5 separate regions of the Mus musculus genome follow, and all the other regions are linked to region 1. A link is a loop called in an ENCODE intact Hi-C map of the cell type or tissue named here. Cell type or tissue: heart. All regions are shown on one strand.

What was found. Hi-C counts contacts between places; a loop is a spot of excess contacts. Peaks named below come from ENCODE experiments on the same cell type or tissue, not always from the same donor. Only the 100,000 strongest peaks of a DNase experiment are listed, where the experiment ranks them.
Region 2: a loop joins it to region 1, with 3 times the contacts of the local background. A loop is called at or near these places in 2 of 42 quality-filtered maps.
Region 3: a loop joins it to region 1, with 4 times the contacts of the local background. A loop is called at or near these places in 3 of 42 quality-filtered maps.
Region 4: it touches region 1 in a loop (2.6-fold over the local background); 2 of 42 quality-filtered maps call a loop at or near these places.
Region 5: it touches region 1 in a loop (4-fold over the local background); 13 of 42 quality-filtered maps call a loop at or near these places.

The regions. Positions count from the first base shown.
Region 1 is chr15:58,132,490-58,137,489 of GRCm38, forward strand. It overlaps Atad2 (ATPase family, AAA domain containing 2), which reads right to left and starts at 2,593. Exons shown (of 28, transcript NM_027435.2): 1 at 2,318-2,593. The coding sequence starts at 2,485. In heart, CTCF peaks have their summits at 2,634 and 2,833; DNase peaks (open chromatin) are centred at 1,592 and 2,612; H3K4me3 peaks cover 2,996 bases; H3K27ac peaks cover 2,066 bases.
Region 2 is chr15:58,031,761-58,036,760 of GRCm38, forward strand. It overlaps 9130401M01Rik (RIKEN cDNA 9130401M01 gene), which reads right to left and starts at 2,534. Exons shown (of 6, transcript NM_029418.4): 1 at 2,324-2,534; 2 at 224-319. The coding sequence starts at 2,440. In heart, no CTCF peak of the experiment used is centred here; DNase peaks (open chromatin) are centred at 2,171 and 2,451; H3K4me3 peaks cover 1,594 bases; H3K27ac peaks cover 1,182 bases.
Region 3 is chr15:57,692,709-57,697,708 of GRCm38, forward strand. Zhx2 (zinc fingers and homeoboxes 2) reads left to right here and starts at 1,959. Exons shown (of 4, transcript NM_199449.2): 1 at 1,959-2,296. In heart, CTCF peaks have their summits at 521, 1,577 and 3,029; DNase peaks (open chromatin) are centred at 543, 1,193, 2,863, 3,443 and 2 weaker places; H3K4me3 peaks cover 3,763 bases; H3K27ac peaks cover 3,222 bases; H3K27me3 peaks cover 239 bases.
Region 4 is chr15:57,974,348-57,979,347 of GRCm38, forward strand. It overlaps n-TMcat16 (a tRNA gene), which reads right to left and starts at 1,708; the gene lies at 1,636-1,708. LOC115488500 (a long non-coding RNA gene) reads right to left here and starts at 2,999. Exons shown (of 3, transcript XR_003951568.1): 1 at 2,876-2,999; 2 at 2,010-2,369; 3 at 1-1,908. In heart, a CTCF peak has its summit at 2,887; DNase peaks (open chromatin) are centred at 1,424, 1,724, 2,724 and 4,586; H3K4me3 peaks cover 2,465 bases; H3K27ac peaks cover 2,233 bases.
Region 5 is chr15:58,073,933-58,078,932 of GRCm38, forward strand. It overlaps Zhx1 (zinc fingers and homeoboxes 1), which reads right to left and starts at 2,576. Exons shown (of 4, transcript NM_009572.4): 1 at 2,225-2,576. In heart, no CTCF peak of the experiment used is centred here; DNase peaks (open chromatin) are centred at 2,339 and 2,809; H3K4me3 peaks cover 2,848 bases; H3K27ac peaks cover 2,163 bases.

The sequences.
Region 1 (5,000 bases):
ATTATTTTATCACAAGTATTCGAACAGGCTATGAAACTGCAAGTACAGGATTTACTCCCTGACATGGTGGGTGACACTTGCCCGCAATCCCACCACTTGGGGTGATGTGAATGGGAAGGGTATGGGTGGGGGCATAGCAGCAGGATCAGAAGTCCAAGGTTGCATATGTCTGTCATATGCCAGCCTGGTCTACAAAGTGAGTTCCAGGACAGGCTACACAGAGAAACCCTGTCTCAAAAAACCAAACCAAAAAAAAAAAAAAAAAAGTACATCCATAGAATGGGCTTCAAGAAAGTGTGCGAAGTCCAGAAATCTTCTACAAAGGGGATGTGGACTCCAGATGTACACTGATAAACAGGCTCAATAAATAAGTAGTGTTCCATGTCATTTCCATGTTTGTCCAGAAAATGTAACGAGGGTGATGACTCACCAAACACTACACATTGGTAACTTAAGGGTCCACTACCACATAAAAAAAAAAAATCTAGTCAGTGCAGATGAGAACCTGTTGAAGTCGAAATGACAGAACTGCCTTCAAAACTAAAACAAGGTACATTGTAGTTATGGGTCCCTCTCCATACCTTCAGAATTTAAGGTCTGTCTCCAACATTAAACCAAGAAAAATCACAATAATGAATTTAAAGTGAATAAATTTTACCATCCAAAGTACCATCTGTATCTGTATCTCTACCATCTGTTGAAAAATATGTGACTGGAAATTAAGAAATATTCAAAGACTAGGGTAAGCAGAGAGTTAAGTTTTTTTGTTTTTTGATTTTGGAGACAGGGTTTTTCTGTGTAGCCCTGGCTGACCTGGAACTCACTCTGTAGACCAGGCTGGCCTCATTAAAGGCGTGCGCCACCACGCCTGGCTGAGAGTTAAGTTTTTGAAACATACATTTTTACTTACATGGGACTAAATATAAAGCCCCCAGTTTATAAAACTTTTCAAATACAAAGCTATTTTATGCTTGGTATAGATGGTGTTTTGTAATATGAATCTGTCGTCCTTGAGGAAAATCCGATATAACACCCCTAATTAGCCTCTAATTAGAAGCTCTACAAAAATACCTTGATTTATAGAAGGGAGGACTTCATTTCAAAAATATAAGCCGGGTGTGGTGACGCACGCCTTTGATACCAGCACTCAGGAGGCAGAAGCAAGCGGATTTCTGAGTTCGAGGCCAGCCTGGTCTACAAAGTGAGTTCCAGGACAGCCAGGGCTACACAGAGAAACCCTGTCTCAAAAAAAAAAAAAAAAAAAAAAAAAAAAAAAAAAAAACCAAACCAAAACAAAGCAAACAAACGAAGACTGTTTCATCCCAGTCCCCAAGGAAGCTACGTCTGTCTACAAGTGATTCACTTTATATAGTGCCAATACAAGATTAGGGTTGTCTGAACTAAGTGGACACTGCTGTGTCACTCCCAGCGCAGCGCTCCTGATCAGACTTCCAGTCTCCTGACCAGCTACGCGTCTGTTTTCCTACTCCCTCACTGCAACCGGACCATCACTACCGGTTTCGGAAACTTTAGTGTTTCTTCCTCAACCTCAACCTTTTTGGTGAACGCTGTCCCCGCTGTCCCCCTTCCACCACCGCCGAAGCCGGGCGATGTGTAATCTCTCCGCACTGGTCCCAGTGATGGGCAAGAAGCATTTGCAAACCTCCCACTACAGAGACTGTAAATGCAGCATGAAGCTGCCAGAAAAGGAAAGCTGTGGGAGGCACAAAAAACCGAAGTTCCAATTCCAGAACTGTCTACCACTCTCTGTTTACCTTTCTGGAGCCCATGTCTTCATCTGTCACACCGATAACCACCAACCAGAAGGTCCTCTAAGGCTTGTCAAGAGACTTAAAGTGCAACCACGCAATGTCGCCGTTCGTCCCTCCATATTATGCAACCTGATATTTTACTTCGCTTGAGTCTCACGATGGAACCTCCCTGGACCGTACATGGAGGTCAGTGGACTCTTTACTGTCTGGGCCCACAACTCAAGATGCTCCCGTGCACGCGCTCCAGCAGTCAGGGGGTTCGCACTCCCCTGACTGACGCGACCCGGGGAAGGAACCGGGAAGGAGGTGATGGGGGGAGCACAAGGTCGGCCCAAAGCTCCTCCGCTCGGCCCTACGCAGCGCTTCGGCTCTAGGTTTCCTCTTGCGTAGAAAGAGGTGGCGACCAACTTGCTCTGCCCGCTTCCAGCCAGTTCTGTCTTTCCAGAACCTTCCACCTCGCTGGTCCACGACAGCCCACTACCCCAGAGCGGGGCGCGCGTCTCCAACCCGGGGCCCAAAGCTCCCCGCCCTAGGTCGGTACTCACGCCCGCCGCCTTGGACGCCGTCGATTTCCTCCCGGCTCGGCGCAATCTGGGCCGCCTCCCGCCGCTGTCCTGCAGGCTGAGGAACTCACTGGACAGGTCCAGAGAGTCGGTGGCCGAGGAGGTGGTGGAGCGACTGTGCAGCTCCAGGCTGCTGCGGAGGACCACCATGGTGCCCCGCTTGCAGAAGCCGGAACCCGAGGCGGGGGAAGTGGAGAACCTGGCTCCGGAGGAGGCTGCTCAGGCGCTCACGCGCTCTGAATTCTGGCGCCACAAACTGCGCGCCCAGCGGCCGCAGCGTACGCGCGCCGAATCCCTCCGCCGCCGGCCACGCCTCCTGACCCCACCCCCAGATCGACGAACCCGAAATTCTCCTCCAATCCGAAGAGCGCGGGAACCGGAGCCGACGCGAACCGAGGCGCCAGCGAACCGCGTCGAGCCCCCTCACAGGAATTTGCGACGTCGTTCTTCCAGCTGTAGTTCCGGCTCTCCGCCCTCAGTGGAAGGAGACGGAGAGAGCGGTGCAGCGTCTTGTTTGGAATTTTGGCGCGTGGAGGCGGAAGGGCCCTTTGGCTCCCTGCCGGCGGCTTCCCGCCATCTAGGCTTCAAACGCCAGAAAAAAAAGGTCCTTAAACCAAGCACTTTGCCTCCGATAGGTTTGACTTTGAGACTTGAAGAGGTTTTTATTGATGAACTAACAAAAATAAACTGCACGAAAGAAAGAAAATATAATGGTCCTTAAAGACAGCTAAAAGAACTGGCAACAGCTATTGGGATAGAATGAGTCATATAAACTTACCCGGGATTAAAAAAAAAAAAAGCTAACTTGTAAAGTAATTACGACATAAAGTTAATGGCCAGTCACCTTATAAATGATCAAATTCTTTCCTGTGCTCAGAATGGTTTGTAGTCGTGCTAGGTACAAATGTAATTCATTTACAGAGACAAGCTTTTGCTGTGTCTATTTTGTCAAGGTTAAGCGTAAAAAAAGTAATTAAATGCAACATTTTTTTTTTAATTAGGGGTATACATAATAGATTATATGATGGCTCTCAAACCCCTCAAAGAGATCTGCTGACTGACATTTTTATTTTATTTATTTACTTATTTATTTATTTTTTTTTTGTTTTGTTTTGTTTTTCGGGACAGGGTTTCTCTGTATAACCCTGGCTGTCCTGGAACTCACTCTGTAGACCAGGCTTGGCCTCGAACTCAGAAATCTGCCTGTCTCTGCCTCCCAAGTGCTGGGATTAAAGGCGTGTGCCACCACGCCCGGCTTCTGACTGACATTTTAAGGTGTTTCATGAAAATGGCTTCCCCCGGCAGACAATACCAGCTCTGCTAGCCTCAGCTGAGGAAGATGAGCAGTAACAGACTCCACCTGGACCTGCTTCCCAGATGCTAACTGGCCACTTGGCAAAGAACTACCCCATCCCTCACCCACTGCCAGAGCCCAGTCCAAACTGTGGACACGGGTTGACTGCTCTACCCTGCCTTGCAAAGGTACCTCAGCTCCCCAGAATTCCTCCTCCGCAGAAAAATCTCTCAGACCTTCTGGGTCTGACATAAGGCCGATGATAGGACCCTCTGTGGCAGCTGGTGGTGGAAGACTGACAACCTCTGCCCCAAACAAAGCCATCAAGATCACCATGGAGTAGCCCAGGGTGGCTGTCTACGTAACAGATAAATCACCTCTGTCATTCTTAATTGATACAGAGGCCATTTGGCATTAAAAATAAATAAATAAAAAGCTTTGTTAAACAAGAGATATAAATGTCCCAATTCAATAGGAACAGATTCCATTGAACTTCTAACCTTTCCAGCCCTGGCCCATTTTGATTTGAGGTACTCTCTTAATAAACAGTTTCTGTAGCTGGCAGTGGTGGTTCATTCACGCCTTTAATCCCAGCACTCAGGAGGCAGAGGCAGGTGGATCTCATGAGTAGTAGGCCAGCCTGGTTTATAAGACTACACACAAAAAAAACTTTTTTCTAAAACAAAACGTGTGTATGTATGTATGTAGTAGCAGTTTCTGTTTCTACCACTATCCACATATCCCTGTCTCAATTCTTTGTTCTGAGGCAGAAGAAACTGGAGATCCCAGTGGGCATTTAGTTGGACCTTGATATTCATCTATAATACTCCTGTTTTCTACCCCTTGAGTGCTGAATTACACATCTGTACCATCACACCATTTATGTGGTGCCTGGGATTGAATCAAGAGTTTCTTTCCTTCTTTCTTTCTTTTAAGATTTATTTATTTATTATGTGTAACAGACTCCACCTGGACCTGCTTCAAGTGTGATAACTGGCTGTCTTCAGACACTGCAGAAAAGGCCATCAGATCTTATTATGGATGGGTCTGAGCCACCATGTGGTTGCTGGGATTTGAACCCAAGACCTTCGGAAAAGCAGTCAGTGCTCTTAGCGGCCTAGCCATCTCTCCAGCCCAAATCAAGTGTTTCTTGCATGAAGGGCAAACATTCTACCAACGGATCTACATCTCCAGCCATCAGTAACCCCCCCCCCCCAAAAAAAGGATCTATGCCAGGCCTAATGCTTAGACTTTGCTCACGTGATAGCAACATAGTAACCTCTGCTTTAAGAGACCTGACAAAACATTAACATAGTTTCTAGCAGTTGTATCAGTAAGATGAATTCCTGTCGGTTCTCCTGCCCCTATTAA
Region 2 (5,000 bases), 100 kb before region 1:
AAAGTAGTCTTTGTCTGGAATTATGAAAAAACAAAACATAATATGGACCCTGTAGAAAAGGCGTAGACTGAAGAGTCTAAGATTATCTATAGGCCCCACCAAAGACTAAATCCATCCACAAAGCACACTGCTAACCTGGCACACACTGCTCTCTGCATGTGCTACTGATGATAAAACCAGAGCCCAGCTGAAATGCCAAAGTCCCACTCGTGTTGACCCCCACCTCGTATTCCTGTCGTCTGTAGGCCAGGTCCCCTCTGAATTTCTTGAGAGTGAGAACTTCAATATCGTCACTACATTCTGTCTCTTCATAAAACCACTAGGAACCAAGAAGATAAAGTTTACGATGGCGGCTGAAGTATGCTTTTCCACTTCACAGTCAAAAGCACTTTCCCATGACACAACCATCTAAACGTCAAGGCCACACTTCTTCAGGATGACACAAGGCAAAGCAATGGACAAGGGATGGCTATATTCTGCTTTTTAAAACAGCATCTCATCGTACGCCCTCCAAGTGCTGAGATTACAGACCCGGATGACCACATCAGACTAAATGATACGTTTACATGCGCAGTAAATGTGTGCATCCCCATGTGGTGTGCGGGCCAGAGATCAACATTAGTTGTCTCAATCAGTCTCAATCTTGTTACCTCAAGACAGGGTCTCTCACTGGACCAGTCAGCTAGATCGGCTGCCAGCAAGCCCCAAGGTACTCCTGTCTCCGCCTTCCTGTGCTGGTTGGCACGCCCAGTTTATGTGAGTGCTAGGAATCATGAATCCTCATGCTAGACGCCAAACACGTCACTCACTGAGCCACCAATGACAATCTTCATGATGGCCCAGATTTTAAAAAAAATATTTTTAATACATGTTATACGTATGTGGGCCCATCCACGCTACTGAGCACATACGGAAGTCAGAGCATAACTGCTGGTTGGTTCTCTCCTTCTACTCTTCCAGCTCTGGTGATAGAACACAGTTCATCAAACTCGGCTGCAGGTGACTTTACCTGCTGAGCCATCTCTCTGACAGCCCAATTTTTATTAAAATGATAAGACGGCCTGTGAGATGCCTCGGCGGGTAAAGGCACTTGTCACTAGGTCGGACAACCTGATTTGATCTATGGGCCCCATGTGGTGGAAGGAAAGAATCAACAACTGCAGTTTGTCCCCTGACCGCCACACAGTGCCATGGCTCTCTCACCCACACACAAATAAATGAACGTGGTTTTAAAAAATAAAAGTTGTAATGATCACATGTCTATACATGTCAATGACAGATTTAAAAAATAAATAAAAGCACACGGTTTCAACCACAGTGAAGTTATTGGAAATGACATCACCAAGTGCAGTCCAGTGACTCTTAAAGTGCTATCTGCTTTCTTTTAGAGCAATTGAGAGTGAATAGGGACTGACAAAATTGTGCACAAGACGTAGGAAACTGTGATTATGGCGATGGTCCTATTATAAAAATGCTACAAAGGCACACAGAGCACAGGAAATTTTAACTGGAGTCAGGTTTCTGTGCATCCCAGACAAAGATTTGGAGGATCTGAGGACACATCTGTAAGACGACCTCTTCTGATGTAAACCCACTGGACATAAGGTGAGATCCAGATGTAACTACCAAGAAAGAATTAAAAAAAAAGGATGAAAAGCATTCTGCATGCCCAATTTTCCAGCCCCAAAGAAGCATCTCCTATTCTCTTTTACAATAAAACCTGCTGAGGCTGAAGAAAGTCTCTAAATTCTGTTGACTCAGTACAGTTAACATTGTAATAGCTTGGTTGTATTCTGAGAAATACACTTCACTGAGTATCAAGGCTCATCATAAGCGTGCTAAATTAGTGCCTCTCCTTCTACTGGGCCATCACAGTAAGAAAAACTTTGTTCTATTCTTTAAACACTGGGTCACTCGAGACGAGGTATTTGAGCCACCGTTAGGTTCGGCACTCTGCAACCATTTAGTCACATAGCTAGCCATCCCAACTCAACAATAACATATCCAAGTCTCAATACATTACTAGGAAATGATGAAACATAATTAGCTTGGAACTATTTTATTCTTCTAGGCAGCCAGCAGGCCTGCAAGGATGCTACGGCGGAGCACCTGGGCGGGGCTGGAGGCAGGAAGGGGGCGTGTGATGCTAGCCCGGGCCCGCCTGCAGGACACGTGGGTTGAGGGTGGGGGACGGAGACAGACAACCCGAGGGTACAAGAGTGAAGTCGCCGTGCTTGGTTGCAGGGCGGGTGGACAGTGACGGTGGTGGGCCTCGCCGCAGGCCGGCTCCAGAGCGGAGCGGCAAGAGGGGCAGCCGTCTCACCTGCGGCTCGCAGAGCTTGGCGCGGTAGGGGGAGGGCGGCTCGGGCCGGCGCTCCGGCCTCTGCTCGAACACCGAGTCCTCAAATTCGCCGCCCAGCACCCAGCATCCGGTCTCCATCGCGCGGAAGTGCAACTGGACCTCGAAACGAGGCGACACCTAGAGCGACGCCCATCACCCAGCCTCCAAAGCGCGCGACAGCAGCCGCGCCAAGGCTGCCGAGGCAAGGTAGAGTGTAGAGCGGCACCGGCGCGCCGCCCACACGGAAGCGGTGGGTTGTCGGCCGGAGCGTTGCATTCTGGGAGTGGTAGTCTTTCAGCGGCTGGGGATTTCCGTGGTGGAGCAGAAATTCTTGCCTGACTCCAGGGCCTCCTAAACCACCCAACAAAGGTTTTGACCTCTTTGTGTCTAGAGCTGGATAGAGTGAGTTCCTCCTGAGTACCTCGAATAGTCGTGGTCTCTGGAGAGCCAGTTAACTTGGTAAGTATCAGCTTTAAACCACTGACAGTATTCTCCCCATTTTATTTTGCATTTTATTTCTAAAATTTCTTTCCCAATAACTGTGAGAAGAGCCCGGTTATTCTTATCTTGTAAAAGGAGATACTGGGCTTGAAGAAGTCAGGTAACTTGTTCAAAAGCCCAGGGTCTCTGAAGAAGAGACCAGAACTCTTCACGCATTTACTAAAAAAACTAGACATCACAATTTAAAGACTTGGATCAAGGCTAGCAGAATTTTGAGACTTTCAAGAAACGTTTTGACTCTAGAATGTAAAGGTCGTGGACAAAACACTGGCTTGTGTTATAGAGCACTAATGTGGAGCTAGTAATAAAGCTTTTCTATTTGCCCTCACACTTGCTCCTCTTCCACCAGTTGCTTCCAGGGTTTTTCCTTCAGCCCTATTTTCTACTCTACAGACTCGTACAGGGCAACCCAAACCACCTCCCCGGATTTCAAAATTCATCTGCCCTTGGCTCACCAAATGTGGAACTCAGTGCATATTCAATAGCCTCATTGGAAGAGTCCACGCAGGGAGCCTCCAGGCAGTAGCTACTGTGGGATCCATCCAGAGAAGTTCTTTTTTAATACCTGGGGTTTTTGTTTTGTTTTCTCATCAGAAATGCAATACTTCTTATTAAGAAAAATTCAGATATTATAGAGAATTATAAGAAAAGTTCCTAATATCACCAGGAAAAAAATAATGTCCTAAAAAGGGCTATACTTGCCCTAATCCCAGTATGCCCTGTCTATGCCCAGAACTGTGTCAGCACAGTACTGAAGGACTGCAAGAGCCACGTGTGTGTGGCTCTGTTGCCTTGGCTCGCTAGCTGTGTGACCCAGTCTATAAAATGGGTATTGATTAAAATAAGGCACACAAAGCTTTAGAGGTGAAAGGGGTGTCATGGGTGTATTCAAGATCTCTGCTCCAGGAGCGGAGGAAGAGCAGAGCAAAGGCGGGCAAGGAGGAGTTCTTCCAGCTTTTTCTTTATGAAAGATATTTGATCTCAGAATGTCTTCCCTCCTGCTCAGGCCTGCTAGCTCTAGCCTCCTGCCCAACAACTGAACCAGAGCGTGTGCTAAAATGGCAGCAGTTGTTTAAGGGCTGCACGTGGGGAAGTGATAGCTCTTTGCCCTTTGCACTCAAGATTCCTGGGCTCAGTAGTTTCCAACCTTTTGCTAAAAGAACCTCCTTGCTTACTCTACTCCCACAGTCATGGCAGATTTGTCTACAAAAAGAAAGCTATGTCTATTGACTAGTAATTGTTTACCTTTCATTTGAAAATGTGAACCCAAATTTTTTTTTAAGATTTATTTATTTATTTATTATATGTAAGTACACTGTAGCTGTCCTCAGACACCCCAGAAGAGAGAGTCAGATCTCGTTATGGATGGTTGTGAGCCACCATGTGGTTGCTGGGATTTGAACTCCTGGCCTTCAGAAGAGCAGTCGGGTGCTCTTACCCACCGAGCCATCTCTCCAGCCCCCCCAAATCTTATATAACAGCCAAGGCAGGCTTCTCCCAGCTTGAGTCTACCAGCATTGCCTCCTATGATAGAATCCCAGTTGAGAGTGAGAATGTAGCCATTAGGGCCCTGGGAAACCTTATGGATACTGTAATGGCTACTCCTGGTTGTCAGCTTGACTGTATCTGGAATGAACTACAATCCAGAATTGGTAGGCTCACCTGTGATTCTAATCTGGAATCTGGGAGATACAAGTTTCTGACCTGGATCTTGGCAGGGAGATCTTGAAGCATAGTGGCTATGAATCCCAGAAGTGGTGGCACACACCTTTAATCTGGGCTACACCTTCTGCTGGAGACATACATAAGGACAATGGAAGAAGGAAGATTCACTCTCTTCTTCACCTGCTTGCCTTGTGGGACTGAGCAACTGCTAGATCCTTGGACTTCCATTCACAGCTGCTGCTGACCATTGTTGGGAGTTGGACTACTGTAAGTCATCAACAAATCCTTACTATATAGAGACTACCCATGAGTTCTGTGCCTCTAGAGACCACTGACTAATAGATTCCAAACTGTAGTTAGAATTAGGACTTTTAAAAATCCCCTACTACAGTTGAAGAGCCAGGGCTTGGAATCGGAGTTGCAAAACATGGCCTCACAGCCGGGCATGGTGGTGCACGCCTTTAATCCCAGCACTCGGGAGGCAGAGGCAGGT
Region 3 (5,000 bases), 440 kb before region 1:
GATAAAAGTTGACAAGACTCTCAGATCATAGGTATCAGATGAGTCTGAGAAAGTCAGGGCACGATCCGGATTATAGTCACCAACAAAGATCTGAATGGAATCCTCCTAAGAACCCCGTCGGATTTTGTCTCTCGTAAGAAAGGAAGCACTAAAGCCAGTCCACAGTCAGAATCCGGTTTTCTGGGCTTTTAAACCTATCTAGGAAGAAAAAGACAGACGGACAAAGACGAGTGGGGGGCAGGGAGAAGAGAGAGGCAACCCCTCCACCCTCAGTTAGCAATAACCCAACTAAAGCTGGAAGGCAAGTAAGAAATTTAGCATGCGCGCTGATTTAATCTTAAATAGAAAAAAAAAAAACCTAATACGAAAGAAAAATGCCAGCAGAGGCTCCCTAGAGCCGTGACCATCCATCAGCCCCCAAAACCAGTCTTCCTCTAGACTAAGTCATCGCCATTGGCCACCCCGCAGTACACAGCCACCTGTTGCTGTCCTGGCGCCCCGAGCGGAGTCGCAAGCGGCCGCTAGAGTTCGTTCTAATTCCCCGGAGCAGAGCTGGCTGGGAAGCCGGAATGCGATGCGCCTGCTAATCCGCAGGATGGGAGGCAATTCCGCAGTCTTCAAGTCCCAAGCCCTCTGTTTTCTCCAGTAACTCCTAGTGTCAAATCTGGGTCCCAGAGTTAGCCTCCACCCCCTACGGTGGGCTCCAAGAGCGCTCACACCCAACAAATTCCCAAACGCCCCCAGAATCTGCGAAGGGGGAAAGGGTCTCTGAGAGCAAGAATGCACAACGCTGACAGGTTGCTAGGTCCGTCATCTTCCCTCGGATGCTCCCTTAGAGAATTTTAACCTTGCGTGATCGCCGGAGCACAGCAGCCGGGTCTCTAGTTCACGGTTCCCAGGGCTGCAAAGGGCAGACACCACACACACACACACACACACACACACACACACACACACACACACGCACGCACGCAGATGGAGGGCTCGTTTGGAGACCCCTCTCGCCGGGAACGCGGCTGTCCCAGCTCCGAAAATGACCCGTCTCGCTTCTGGGGGACTCCAGTGTGCGCGCTGCAGGCGTGTGCATTTTCCCGAAGCTGAGAATCGCTGTGAATTCGGGCCACACAAGTTTGAGTCAGCTCCCCGGGTGTCTTTGTTTGTTTATGGGTTTGGAGGGAAAAAGTTTGAAGATCTTTAACCAGACTGAGCTCAGGCGCAAGCGGAAATCCCCAGCAAAAGTGATCTAACTTCAAGTGGTTATGTAAGTGGGGCGCCTTCTTCCCCGCCCTATTCCCAAGCCCTCTCATTACTATTCCGGGAGTAAAACGCATCTCGATTTAAAAAAAAAAAAAAAAGAAAGAAAAAAGTTTTAAAGTATGTTGTTATTTTCTTTTGCCAGAAGGCGGGCGAAACTCAAGCAGAGCCCAGGGCGCGTGACGACCCCACCCGCGTTCTGCCCCCACGCACTGCAGAAGGACCTGGAGTCTGGGGTGTTGCTGGCGCCGGGCAAGCCCTAGCGCCCTGCGGTCTCACGGTCCGCCACTCCACGTGGTGAGGATCAACAGTTTGTTGAGCTCATCAGTGACACCTTGAACTTTTCATAAAGAAAATGGGTATTGCACCGAGAGGGTTTGGCCGCGGCAGCGCGCCGGGTCGTGCTCAATAGTCAATGATCTCGCTTGCGCCTCCCCCACCTCTTCCCGCAAAAATTCCAATGAGTCCGTTACTGGACTCAGACTTTTAAGCACTCCCCCCCCCCCAACACCCGGGATGACCACTCATCTGAGCCTTTAGGGGCAGCCTCCCCCCACCAGCAACTCCCTCCTAAAAATGACATTTTGCCGAAGTCTGCGGGGGGGCCTGAATTTCACTTTGTAACTTTCTGCGGAACCCGAGCCCGGGTGGCAGCTCCGGTGGTGGTATCGTATGCAAATACGCATGCTGACGTTACAGATCATGTGGGTTTTGGCGTAGATTCCCCACTGATCGAGGCATTTTCCCCCTTTTTTTCTTTTTTCTTTTCTTTTTTTTTTCTTTTTCTTTTCTTTTTTTTTTTCTTTTAAAAAATTCGATCAACCGTTCTCCGTACCGGGGCTTTTTTCTGTCTATCTGTCTGTCTGTCTGTCTGCCAGGCTGGCTTTCCCCCACCACCACCTCTTTCCCACGGAGCCCGAGTCGGGCGCCGGGTGGGGAGTGGGGAGTGGGTGGGGGGAGCCAGCAGAGTTCCATTTTGGAACGCCCGTGCCTCGTCTCCGCGTTCCCAGCCCGGGTCCCCGCGTTCGCAGCCCCGGCGCAGGTAAGAAACTTCGCCCCGGCGCGGAGCACCCGCAGCGGGCACCGCCAGCCCGGAGCCCGACACGCCGGGCGCCCGCCACTCCAGCCCAACTTTCCCACCGCCGCCGCCGCTCCCGAAAATGTGTTGTTAATGGGACTTGGCCGGGTTAGGAATGGGGGTGCGCGGGAGGGGGGTGTTCAGGCTTTTTTTTTCTTCTTTTTTTTTTTTTTTTTTTGAGGGTGGGAGGAAATCCGCGGTTTCGGGGAGAGGAGTACGGAGATTTTTTTTTTTTTTATGAAATAGTTTTGATTACAAGTTTGGATAAATGGAAGCCAGACCGAGGAGGAGGAGGAAAAACATGTCTACGTTTCCCTATGTCGACATAAGCCACAAAAAAATATGGCGTCCGCTTTCGACAGGGCGTTACGTAGACTCGACTCTGTTTTTTATTTATTTATTTTGTGGCCGGCTTCCTGCCTTCTTGGCCAAACTGCGGCGCTTTGTGCAAACCGGGCAGGTCCCGCGGGGACTCCACCGGGACGTGGCCCCGTCTCGGCGCTTTTTGGAAGCCTGGGGGCTGCGTGTGGCTGCACCCCTCCCTCCCCCGCTCTCCCCTCTGCTCCCCTCTCCTGGTGACGATTCGCCGTAATGTGGTGGCAGGAAGCATGACGCCGTGTTGAGGCTGCCTCTCCTCGCGTCGCTCCCGGTGGCTGCAGGCGGCCGGCGCGCAGCGCGGCGCGGGCGGCGGGCGAGGGACCTGCGGGCAGGGCCTGAGTGCGGCGCTGTGCCCACGCCCCGCTCAGGTGCGCGGGGAGGGGGATGCGGGGGACGCGCGGACCCCGGGGGCCCTGCTGTCCCTGGCCTGCCGGGACCAGCCGGAACCCGGGTCTCCCGCCTAAGTGGCCGTGGCGTTTTCCAGTCTGCCCCACAAGAGGTTAAGCATTGCTGGCTGGCGTTGGAGCGTCTTTGTGGCTTCCCCCAGGACTTGGGATCCTGAGCTTTGCAAACTTGCCCTTTCCCTAGCAGCTTTGCAGGAGACCAACAAGCTCGGAAAGTTGGAAAACAGGAGCATCACAGGAACGTCCCTTTGGCCCCCTAGCTGTACTGTGCTCTGAAGGTGGTGGAGGAGGATGAGGAGAGCTTATCCAACGGGGTGGGTGGAGGAGACCTGTCGCGGCAGCCAAGTCGTGATTTGCCCAGACTTCCACCTGATTGATTGGCTTCAAAGCTAGTGGGGTCTCTGTGTTCCACTGTTCCGCGAAGGCCTTTTGTTGGGGGCGGGGAGGAGGAGGAAACACCCCTCCCTCTTCAGAGTCAAGGCTCAGCTGGGGCCCCAGGCATCACTGTCCTTTAAAGCCCAGCGTTCTCCATTTGCTGCTCTCTGAAGATCTCTTTCTTTCTGGAAGTGAACAGCTCCTCAATTTTCAGGCCAGCTCCCTGTTGAAGCAGGATATAGGAGACTGGAATGCCTCTCTGTGACCCTCTAAGCTCTTGGACTTCCCACAACAATTCTCTTAAAACATACTCTCTCGGTTTTTTGGCTGCTCTAAGAGTAGAGCAGAATTTAATGCCATGGAAGTGAAGAGAGGCTGAGCGCTCCTGGAGACTTAAGTCAAAAGGTGATTTTCTGTTTCTAAGAGCCTCCAGTTTAAGCGGTTCAGACCCAGGGCAGTAATGTCAAAACGCATTTGGATGACGGCCAAGAGGAATAAATATCTTGTTAAATGACCTGTTTGATAGTAAAAATAGACTAATGGGGCCGGCAAGTGGTTCCGTGGGACCAACATAAAGGTTTAAGTTTAAAGTGAAAGTTACATAAAGCTGTTTACACTTGTTCTTTTAAAGCCAGGGGGGAAATCTAAGAATAAGATTTTAAAAAAAAATGTCTCCCTGACAATAATCAGGCCTGTGGTGTGTGGAATATTGTTACTGTTTAAAAAAAAAAATCTCGACTCCATCACTATACTATGAACTTGTATCTTACTTTCTAGCAGGGTTTGATGTCAGCTAAGGAGAAAATTCAGAAGGCCGAAGTTTTGGAATAAATCAGTGACACATCATTTAAAGAGCGGGGTGGAAAAATAAAAAGCAAATACACTGCAAACGTTGGATTCCCAGGTTGAAAACAGAGGAACTTGATTTGTCCAGTGTTGATCACGTCCTGGTGCATCAGGCCTTGGTGGTTTTGAGAACACTGTGCCTTTAACAACCCTGGGGGAGGGAGGGGAGATCATGTTGCTGTTTGGTAAGTGTTCAGAGTACTGCTGTTACAGTATCTAAGCTTGCTGGATGGTTAGCATGCTTTATCATGCAATCTTCACCATTACCCCACAAACCAACTATTAGTATTGTCTTTAGATTCTGGTGGAGGAAACAGAAGGCTCCTAGAAGTAAAGACAGCTTGGCCAACCCACAGGGCACAATGTAGAGAGTCTGTGTTGACGCCATGGCATCCATCTCTGATCCAAGGGGGTCTTTACAATGACCAACTACAGGGTCAAGTGCAGGCAGAACTGAGTGCAATAGCTACTGCCCTGGGTCTCCACTCAGAGACTCATCTGGATTTCATTTGTTTCTTCATTATTTGGCGAGTAAGCATTTGATGCATTTGTTCATTCAACAACTATAATGTTCCGGATACTAACAAGAGCCCACAGTCATTAAACACTTTTCTATGCCAGACACTATCCTAAGTGCTTATTATTAGACTATTTTGTCTTCATGA
Region 4 (5,000 bases), 160 kb before region 1:
TTAAAAACTCCCCCCTCAGAGTACCTAAGCTGACAAGCCTCAGGTTCGCTGTGTGTTGGTGGCCATTCACAGCACTCTTACTAAAAGCAGCCCACGATCTTTCAGATTCTCCAATCACAGTCAAGTTATTTTTCAACTTAAAAATAAAATAAATTTGTGGTTTCTTCTCAATAAATTTTATTTGTATATGTATTTATATACTTATAAACCCAGGTTCTCGTAAAATTTCTCAGGCCAAAAAGGGAGGGGTCATGGGTGGAAAAAAAATCTTAGGAATCCTTAGTGTGGATAAAGGTCTTCAAAGCTTAGGAAGCCAGGAACAGAAACCAAGATTTATGACATGACCCCACACACACCTCCCAAGTCCAGGCTTGGAGTCCAAAAACCAGACTCCAGTAAGACATCGCAAAGGCGAAATGTCTGCAAAGCTGAGGATGTCCATTGTGGCTCTGATGGCAGACAATAAGAAATGCCACGCCTACGACTGCAGTCTGTGGTAGCAGGGACCCAACGGGCTTTTCAATTCCCAGGTCAGCGGTGGACAGCAAGGTTCAGTCAGGCAATCAGTTAGGGCTCCTTGGTTATTGTTTTGTCTCTAAGGAAGGAGACAGGCAGACTACTAAAATGGTGGCGCATGCCTTTAATCCTAACACTCGGGAGGTAGAGGCAGGAGGATCTCTGTGAGTTGGAGACCAACCTGGTCTACAGAGAGAGTTCCAGGACAGCCAGGGCTACACAGAGAAATCATGTCTCAAAAATCAAAACAACAAAACGGTGTACGTAAGAGGAAAGACTCCAGACCCAATGGCCCAGAGTCCAACTTGAGCCACACAGTTGACCTGAAGCCCCGGTTCCATTTACGGTCATCCCTATATTTCAGACCCCAAACCTCATGGTTGAAGGGAAGGCAGGGTCCCCTTAAGGAAGGACCTTGTGGTAGAGCCACGTGTTCGCTTGCTAAGTGTTCTCTAAGCCTCCTCCAAGGAAACTATGGAATGATGTGTACGAAGGAAAAGAAAAGCCAGGCGCGATGGGAATTAATAGAGGACCAACTGACGTTACTGCGTACTACCACCCAGAGTGGGGGCTGGTGGTGATCCAGAGAGTTTTCAGGGAAGTTTGGATCCCAGGGAGTGAAGAGGGCCATCTGTGCCTGTCTTCCGAGCCCCCGAATCAGCCACTGAAGTAAACACACCCCAGAAAATGACTGACCCTCCACTGCCCCAAGACGCTCTGAAGAAGGGCTGTAACCCGGGAGGGTAGCTGCTGGGAAGGTGGAGGATGAGCGATAGCCAACAAGCCCCACGGGACTTGCTATCTGACCTGTGGTCGCACGGCTGCTGCCTGCAGGAGTGGCCAGGACCCCTAGAGACCTCGAGCGCCTGGGCGGGTCCCCACCTCCTCCCTCCCGGCTTCACGCCCCTCGCACCACACTGTTTCCTGAACCAAGCAGAAACGGACCGCCTCCCTCCCCGGGGCAGTCCGCGACCCCATCGATCACCAGATTGTTTTCAAGGTCCAGGTCCGCTTAGAACACGGCAGCCATTCCACACCTCGCCAACGCAAGACATTCCAGGAGAAAGAGTAAAATTTCCTTCTGGCAAGAAATTAGACCCGGAGCGGCCAAAAGTATTGTGCCCCGTGTGAGGATCGAACTCACGACCTTCAGATTATGAGACTGACGCGCTACCTACTGCGCTAACGAGGCACCTATGTGCTGCTTCCGGCCAGAATCCCAAGACTCTGCTGGAGAGCCCAGCGCGCATGCTCAGAGGCTTGAGTTTAGTTAACGTTTCCAGAACTTGAATTTCTGGCCCTTCTGAAACCAGCCGACCAGCGCAGCACTCGCCTAGTCTTTATTCTCCTGTGTCCATCAACAGACACAATGGCTTGCTCGCTAAAGTCGTCCTGGAGAGGGAGAGCATGGAAGAGAGAGAGACTGTTGTGAGCTTGTTTTAGTATAGAGTTTACACGCGCATAATGGTATGACACATTTATTGGTCACCTACTGTGTTCCTGGCCTCGTTCCGGATGCTGGGTTCTCACGGTCACTCCTAACCCGGCATAACTGAGCCAAAGGAGCCTCCGGTAGTAGAAGGATCCTCCGGTAATAATTTACGAGCATTCACACTTTCTGCCACGACTTCTCCTCGTCGCAAGGCTTCCTCCGGACGTCCCCAGGAGCTCAAGGAGGCACAGGTCCGGAAGGCTACACGCAGCTGGGACTCTCCAGTTGAGCTGCATTGCTCAAGAAGCAAACACGCCGCTCAGTAAAGCTTCTGGCTCTTTTAAATGCGGATCTGTGGCCGTTTGGATGAGAACGGCCCCCGTAGGCTCATATAATTGAATCCTTGGTCCCCATTAGTGTACTGTTTAGGAAAAATTGGAAGGTGTGGACTTGTTAGAGGAGGGGTCCACACCAGGCCCAGTCTCTCAATCTCTGCCCCTATATTATAGATAAGATGTGAGCTCCCAGCTACCGCTCTTACTAAAGGCTGCCTGCTACCATGTTCCCAGGCAGGGTGGTCATAAACTAATCTGAAACTGGAAGCAGGCCCCCAGTTAAATGCTTTCCTTGATTCGCTGCCTTGCTTAAGGTGTCTTCTCACAGCAAGAGAACTGTAACTAAAACAGGGTCCCACTCACTATCAAAGACAGAAGGGAACCTTTGGGTGTGTGAACACATGCCCAGCTTCCTGGTTCCTGCAGCAAGTGCACTCCTCAGGGAGGCCCCAGAATGAACCTCTGGCTTTGTGTGCACAGAGTCCAAAATACAAGGTGGATGGTGCCCCGCATCCCACGGGACTACAGGCTTGGCTGGAAGTGAGTGTGTCATTTCTCAGACCCATAGCTGACCAAGTGTTCCAAGCTGTACCTTCTGGAACTGCAGGAACAGGCCTTTCCCACTGCCACCTGTGCACAGGCCGCCTCCACCTGACTGGCCTCTCTATGCTCAGGTGACTTTGCTACCTGGATTTCTTCCTTCAACTGTCAGGTCAAAGGTCACATCCTCTGAAACTTGCTAATTCTTTCCCCACTTAACTCCTTTCTGACTCCTTCTCCCAATGAAACAGCTTCTTTCTTGGCCACCGCCTCCAACATGTGGCTCTTTTATTCTCTGTCCTAAGCAACCTGAAGCAATCAGCACAAGGGATGCCCCGCAGTATAGATGAGTTTACAGGTTTCTACTACTGTGTGTTCTACACACAACACACAGAACTGGATTCTTGTCTGGTCCATACTGCATGTTTAAACGTATTGAGCCGTCATTTGATGTGTAAGAACTCCATCCTGCAGAGAAGCTCCTTAAGCTCAGGAAGTAAGCAATTCAGTGGCCCCAGGAAATTCCTGAAACTGACAAGACTCGCCTCATCCCTCCCTCTCCCCAGCATATAGAAGCAGGAAGGAAGTGATGCAGAGAAAGACACTCTCAGACCAGTTGAGCTGCCTGGAAGGGACACTCTCCAACCTGTTGATCTGGCTGCAGGCCAGTGTGCTCCAGGTTCCCAGCTAGTGACATAGTTCCTTTAACAAAGCCACACCTATTCTAACAAGGCCACACCCACTCCAACAAGACCACACCTCCCTATGGGCCAAGCATTCAAACACATGAGTCTTTGGGGGACATTTCTATTCAAGCCACCACACTAGCCGCTTGGGTTTTAGTTAACTCCGGGTGTAGTTAACAATCAAGAATAGCCATCACACCTAGTAATGCGTGTGCCTCTTCCTTGATCTTTATAACTGCCTGGAGTGTCTATGAGAAAGGAGGACCGAGTGCACACGGAGGGAACACCTAGAAGGGTGCAGGGGGAAGACAGCCATCTATCCACAGCCAATAAGGGGACCCAGGGAGGACCAAGTCCTGCAGACACTTTAATCCAACATCCAAGTCAGTGAGAGACCTTTTATTATTCATGCTACCACGAAGGTGGCTCTAGGTGTCACAGAAAAGTCTTCAAATTCCAGAAGATCTAAGTTTTGTTAGTAACAAACACAGCAGAGTTGTATTGATGTGTTGGATAGCGGAAGACTGAAGAACTTGTGGGCAGATTAAAAGAAGAATAGGTTCATTCCTGTCCTCTCACCCCAGGGACAAGTTTCCATTTACCCAAAGGTCAAGACCAGAAGGTCAGCTGGTAGGAATGACTGAGACTTTTAACACCTCGCTCTCTCTGTACTTCTGTCTCACCCTCAGCTCATTGTCTCCATCGGTTCGACAGGGACTGTACCTAGCTTAAGAGCCACCTCTGTCTGGCCTGGCCTCTGCCTGCTCTTTCCTCATACAGTCCCCAGTAGTGACTGCTCAGCTGGAACAGAGGTCAGAAGAGTTGGCTCCAAATGCCTGCATACTAGGACTCCTGCCTCCTTCCCGTGACCTCTGCTTCAACTAAGAAGAAACAGAGGAGAGTTGAGAACTGAGAGAGGAGGAGGCCCTCAGGGTCGGACACTATGCTGTCATCCTCTGGGATACGGAAAGCACCCCCTCTTCCCACACGCTGACCTCTTACAGTTGGGGTTGGCAACCTGCCTGGCTGGCCTTGGTTAGGCTCGCAGGAGTCTCATCTTTTATTCTGACTATAACAAGACAGATGGAAGGGAGAAGCCATCCCGGCAAAGAGAGGGAGCAGAGGCAAAGAGACGAGGGGTGTGAAGGCAGGCTGTTCAGATGCGCCCTGAGGGGAACAGCTCTTTGTCCAGGGCATCAGAAGGCTTCAGTCCCCCCAGCCTGGGTTCAGCTTGATGAACGGACAGCTAGGCAGGAGGCAGCCTGTTGTTACTGGCAGCATCCAAGAATGAAGCAGCCTTACCCCTGCTGTTGGCCAGATGTTCCCCAAAGCGCTCGATAGGCTCCCTGAGACTAGAGTGGCCATTACTAATGTTACAGTGACTTTGACCGTATCCCCCCAAAACCTCATGGCTCTACCACAAAGAGGAGCCACATCCTCGGGTACCTTCAGGGCCTGGCTCACCCTCCCACTAGGAGCCACATCCTCGGG
Region 5 (5,000 bases), 59 kb before region 1:
AGTCACTAGGACTCTTGGAGTTTATTTTTTCTCATTTTGTTTGTTTGTTTGTTTCGAGACAGGGTTTCTCTGTGTAGCCCTGGCTGTCCTGGAATTCACTTTTTTAGACCAGGTTGGCCTCGAACTCAGAAATCCGCCTGCCTCTGCCTCCCAAGTGCTAGGATTAAAGGCATGTGCCATCATGCCCGGCTTTTTTCTCATTTTAATCTAAGCAGTCAAATAAAACATATCAAGAGGTAGTTCTATAAAAAAAATCATTGATAAATAAAATACTATAAATTCTATATTAACAAAAATGCCTAAGGGTCAGTGAGGTGTTTGGTCAGTAAAAACATTTACCACCAAGCCTGACAACCTGAGTCTGCTACCCAGAACTCCTGAAAGTTGTCGTCTGACCTCCACATGCAGGCAGTGGGATGTGCACATAACTGCACTCAAACACAAATAAACAAAAATGTAAAAAATTAGTATCTAAGATTGAGATGGTGGTACACACTTGTAATCCCAGCACTGACAAGGAAGAGGCAGGAGGACTGCCATGGCATCAAGGCCAGACTAGGCTATGTTTTGAAACTTCAATTCAAAACAAAATCTAAGATTATGCATTTTACTTTGCCTAAAATTAGTCTGTATACTTTTAAAATGCTTGGAGGATGGAGAGAGAAACTAAGATAAAAAATATTCATGAATGTCCTTTTCCTTATATGCCCTGTTACCCAACTACTGTCCCTGGCAGCACTCAGCCTTTCTTTCCTTCGCTTAAAATCTGGAATCAGAATTGCTTCTTTAGAAATAATCTATGTGCCAGTAGCCTTGTTTGAACAAACTTCTATTAATCCCCACTGCCAGTTTGAAATAATGACTTTTTCAAGGCATTTTAAAAAGAAACAGGTAATTACTACTGCATACAAATTAAAGTGTTAGGACAAAGACTTCTGAAATACAATGACCAGCACCACAAATAGAAAGGTGTACTTGTGTACCCCACAATACACAGTCTTTTCCTGGGGAAGGAGTGGTCCTTCCGGATTTTCATTTGCCATAATATTAATCTCCGAGAGAATTGCTTCTTCGAATTGCATGGAATCCCACCCTAAAAATGTCACAACTTCTCAATCGGCCTTTCTCATAATTTCCTCCTAAATTTTATCTCTTCTTGGTTTGTTTTGGTCTTGTCTTTTAGAGAAGGGTTAGTGACAGAAAAGTACTGTGAGCATTCCTACTTTATCTATGCTTCTTCTCTACATTCAGTTTTCCAATTGCTTTGCCCAGAGTAAGCTAAGGATAGCAAACAGAATCTTATTCTTCCGTTTGGTTCGTTTCTTACTGGTACCTTTGGAGTACCGAAACAAAGAATTCTAAGTCCCTCTCTTGGAACTTCGGTGTAAATACACAAGAAATGAGTCAGGGCTCGGCTTTCCTGCCATCAGACCCCAGTCCTTTTTATTCCCTCCTAGCCAATTCCCTTTAAGCCCCAAGGCTTGGAGTTTCCTCTGGTCCATCGCTCTCCCAAGTCTGCACTCCCGCTCCACTACCTAAGCAGAGACAAGTGTGTTTCCACCCTCTTTAATGAACTTCTCCCCTAAAAGCCTGCTCTTCCTCAAAATATACTTCGCACTATACTTCTTGGGGATGCAACTCCTGAGTCTTCTCTGCTGAGGTTTCCCGTTGCTCCGACCCCAAAGCCAGTGCGCTACAGTCCAGCCGGAGATCCTTGGCTGACTCTTCAGAGGGGGGCTGCGCCGTGTCCCCACGAGGTGGCCTCACGCCTCCGGAGGCCCAACGCTGGAGATCTTCCCCAGGACCCGCACGGTAGTTAGGGTCCGCTGTCCCAGAGACGTCCTTCCCCCCAGGGAGACCGGCTCCCCATCCCCTCTGCGCCCCCAAGTTACTCAGTGCTCTCCCAACCAAGGCGCTGGGGCTTTCCCTCCAAACCCTCCACCCAGAGCTCCGTCCTCGCTCTGACAACCCCCGAGAGAATCCGGGAGCTGCGACTCCGTCCGCCCCGCCGCGGGGCAGGCCCAGTTCCCCCCGGGTCCGATCTTGCGTGCCCCAGCACCGTGGGCTGGGTCCCGAAGAGGGGGGGGGTGTCTGTGTCCCGCTGCTGCCCCGTCCCGTGTCGCGCCAGCGCCCGCGCCTCTCGGCTTCCCTACCCGCCGCGAGTTCCTGCTCGGGTTCCACCCGCAACCGCGAGGCCCAGTCCCCAGCCCGCTCGCGCAGCTACCTGCAGGGGCCGCCTCGCCTCAGCGCCTCGCCGCCGCCATCTTGCATTTCAGAGCGACTGCACTTTTCAGGGAGTCAACTCTGACCCGTGAACCCTAACCCCGGAACCACTCGGAGGGCCCTCGCGCGAGGGGGCCCCCCACGGAGCTCTGCAGCCCGGCAGAAGCGCCGAGAGGCCAGGCCAGGGTGCGAGAGAGACTCCGCTCCCTGAACCCACAAGGGCCGCGAGGAGGAGCCAGCCGAGGCGGGGACGAGCCGGGCACCCCACTCGAGGACTCCGCCGCTCCTCTGGGATGCGACCCAGGCCGCTCCTCTAGAACCGGGCGCTGCGGGAGGTGTGCGCCGCCCCGCCCTCTGTCAGGGAGAGTCACGCCCCCTGTCAGGAGGGGGCCACGCCTCTGTCACTAGAAGCCACGCCCCGTCGCGAGAAGCTCCTCCTCCAGGGCCTGCGAGGCTCCGCCCCGTTCAAGCGATTGCTCGGCCAGCGGTCGTCAGAAGTCGGACCCCGCCTCCCGCGACCTCGGTCGCTTTCTTCCCTTGAAACTGCCTAGGTCCTCCGAAACCAACCCCATCTCTCCCGGAGCCGGCGTCCTAAGGCCCCGCCCCTCCCTAAGCCACGCCCACTGTCACTCTCGGCTCCTCCTTGGCAGCGCCCTCTGGATGCCAGCCGCGCCCCCACCCGCTGTCAACAGTCCCGCGCTCCTGTCAGCCGCTGCTCCGCCTCTTCCTAGCCCGAGTCCAGCAGGAGCCCCGTAGTTCCAGCTTTGGACGGGAAAAGTTAAGTGTGGCCCCACTTGGAGCCTCCCGCCTCTGCTTCCTGCTGCCGTCCCTCTTTCCCCGGAGAGCCACTGACTGAAGCCGAGCTCTCCGCAGTGGGCACCAGCCCCGCAGCGCGGCCAGCCGAGGACCTCAGCGTCTTCCCCACCTCTGCCCTTCAGCCCTCTCGTCATTGTTCCATTGAATATAACAAACGAGGGCGAAAGGAAACCACTCCGAGTGTTCGCTCCTGTACTCGCCGCTCCGGACGGACGTAAGAGAACTCTTTGGCGCCTGGATGTTTAGTCCCCACCCCCATTCCAGTCATGGACCCTTTTGTGTTTTGATAGCAGAGCTCCACCAAGCCACACCAGCCCGAAAATTTGCACTCTGCATTTACATGAAGGGAAGACCTGGCTGCTGATATCAACGTGCACAATATTTAGTTGCATCCTAAAATTCTAAAACTTGTGTATGCTGAGGCTTAATGGTCTCACCAGCAGAGGAACCCAACCCTGTCCCACTCTCGGCCCATTCTTAAAACAAAAATTAATAGCGCTCAAGCCCCTTGAAACTAAATTCAGAATGCAAACTACTTATACAAAGAATTTAAGAAATCAGTGTAGTTTTTAATAGAAAGTGGTTTAATGGAAAGTATTTATAATACAGTACTAACATCAGTAAAATAAAACAATGCATTCTCCACAATGTATTTAATACACAATGTGTTTAAATACACAATGTATTTATGTATCCCTCATAAGAAAAATACAAGACAAAAAGTTACACACACACACACCAGTTTATGCTCACCCCAAAGACAGTTCCAGGTCCACTGAGAATCCCAGTTTAGGATTTAACTCTGAACAAAGAAAATATTTTAAATTCAGATATTCAACCTTTTGTTCATGCATTCAACCATTTGCTTTTTGAGGACCACATGTGCCGGACACTAAAGGAGATGTAAAACTGAGTAAGGCCATCCTGTTGTCCGTTGGTATCTAAAAGGGATTGTTCTGGAACCCTCCATGATACCCAAATAGAGTGTTGTTCAAGTCCCTTAAATAAACTGGTATGGAATTTGCATATAATCTGTGCACATGCCCCGATGGAATTTACCTCATCTCTATTAGGATGATGTAGACACCAGGCAAAGAGCTGCTGTACTGTAACTGTTTAACATACCGAGACAAGAAAAAAAGTTGACTCGTTCAGCAGAGATGCATGATTTTTTTTTTCCTGAACATTTTGATCCACAGTTGGTTGAATCATAGATGTGGAAGCCATGGATCCGGAAGGCTCTGTTCTGTCTTCCAGGATCTTACAGACTAGATGCTAGGCAAAAACACATGCTCATAGAATACATCAAAGTGAAAATTGAGGAGAATCTGAAGTGGCTGAGGCATATGGACTTCGCTTTCTAGCTCTCTCTCTCTCTCTCTCTCTCTGTTTCCCTTTTCTTATTCCTCCTTTTTAGCACTAGTTTATAGTCTTATCCCTCTCTCTCTAAAGCAGCCAGCCTGTTTCACTCCCCAAAGCCTCCCAATTTAAGGTCACTCCCACAGGGCATTTCTGTCCAGGAAAACAATTTCAATAGCACAGTGCTGGGAACAGTATCCCTGGCTGAAGTGCTGCCAATTATCTGGCATCCTTGCACAAAGCAAGACTGTTACCAGCACTTGAGAGAGAGAGAGAGAGAGAGAGAGAGAGAGAGAGAGAGAGAGAGAGAGAACGTTGCAGACTTAAGCAATATGCATATATGTTTCCCATAGCAGATTGTGCCAGCCCACATAAATCTGTTTAGAGACCACGCTTACAGGGTAACTTGTTTCTATTAAAATAAACTCATTTATAAAAATTGTAAATATGACTGATTTTAACAGCTGCGCAGCTCCAGAAGTGAGTTTTAACCGCGGATTGGCACAGTGAGAAGCCTAGAGTTTTTATGCACAAACTTGGCGGCTTGTCATCCCCAGACGAGCATGACAAGACTTCAGCCCTGTTAGAGATGAGAAGTCGTT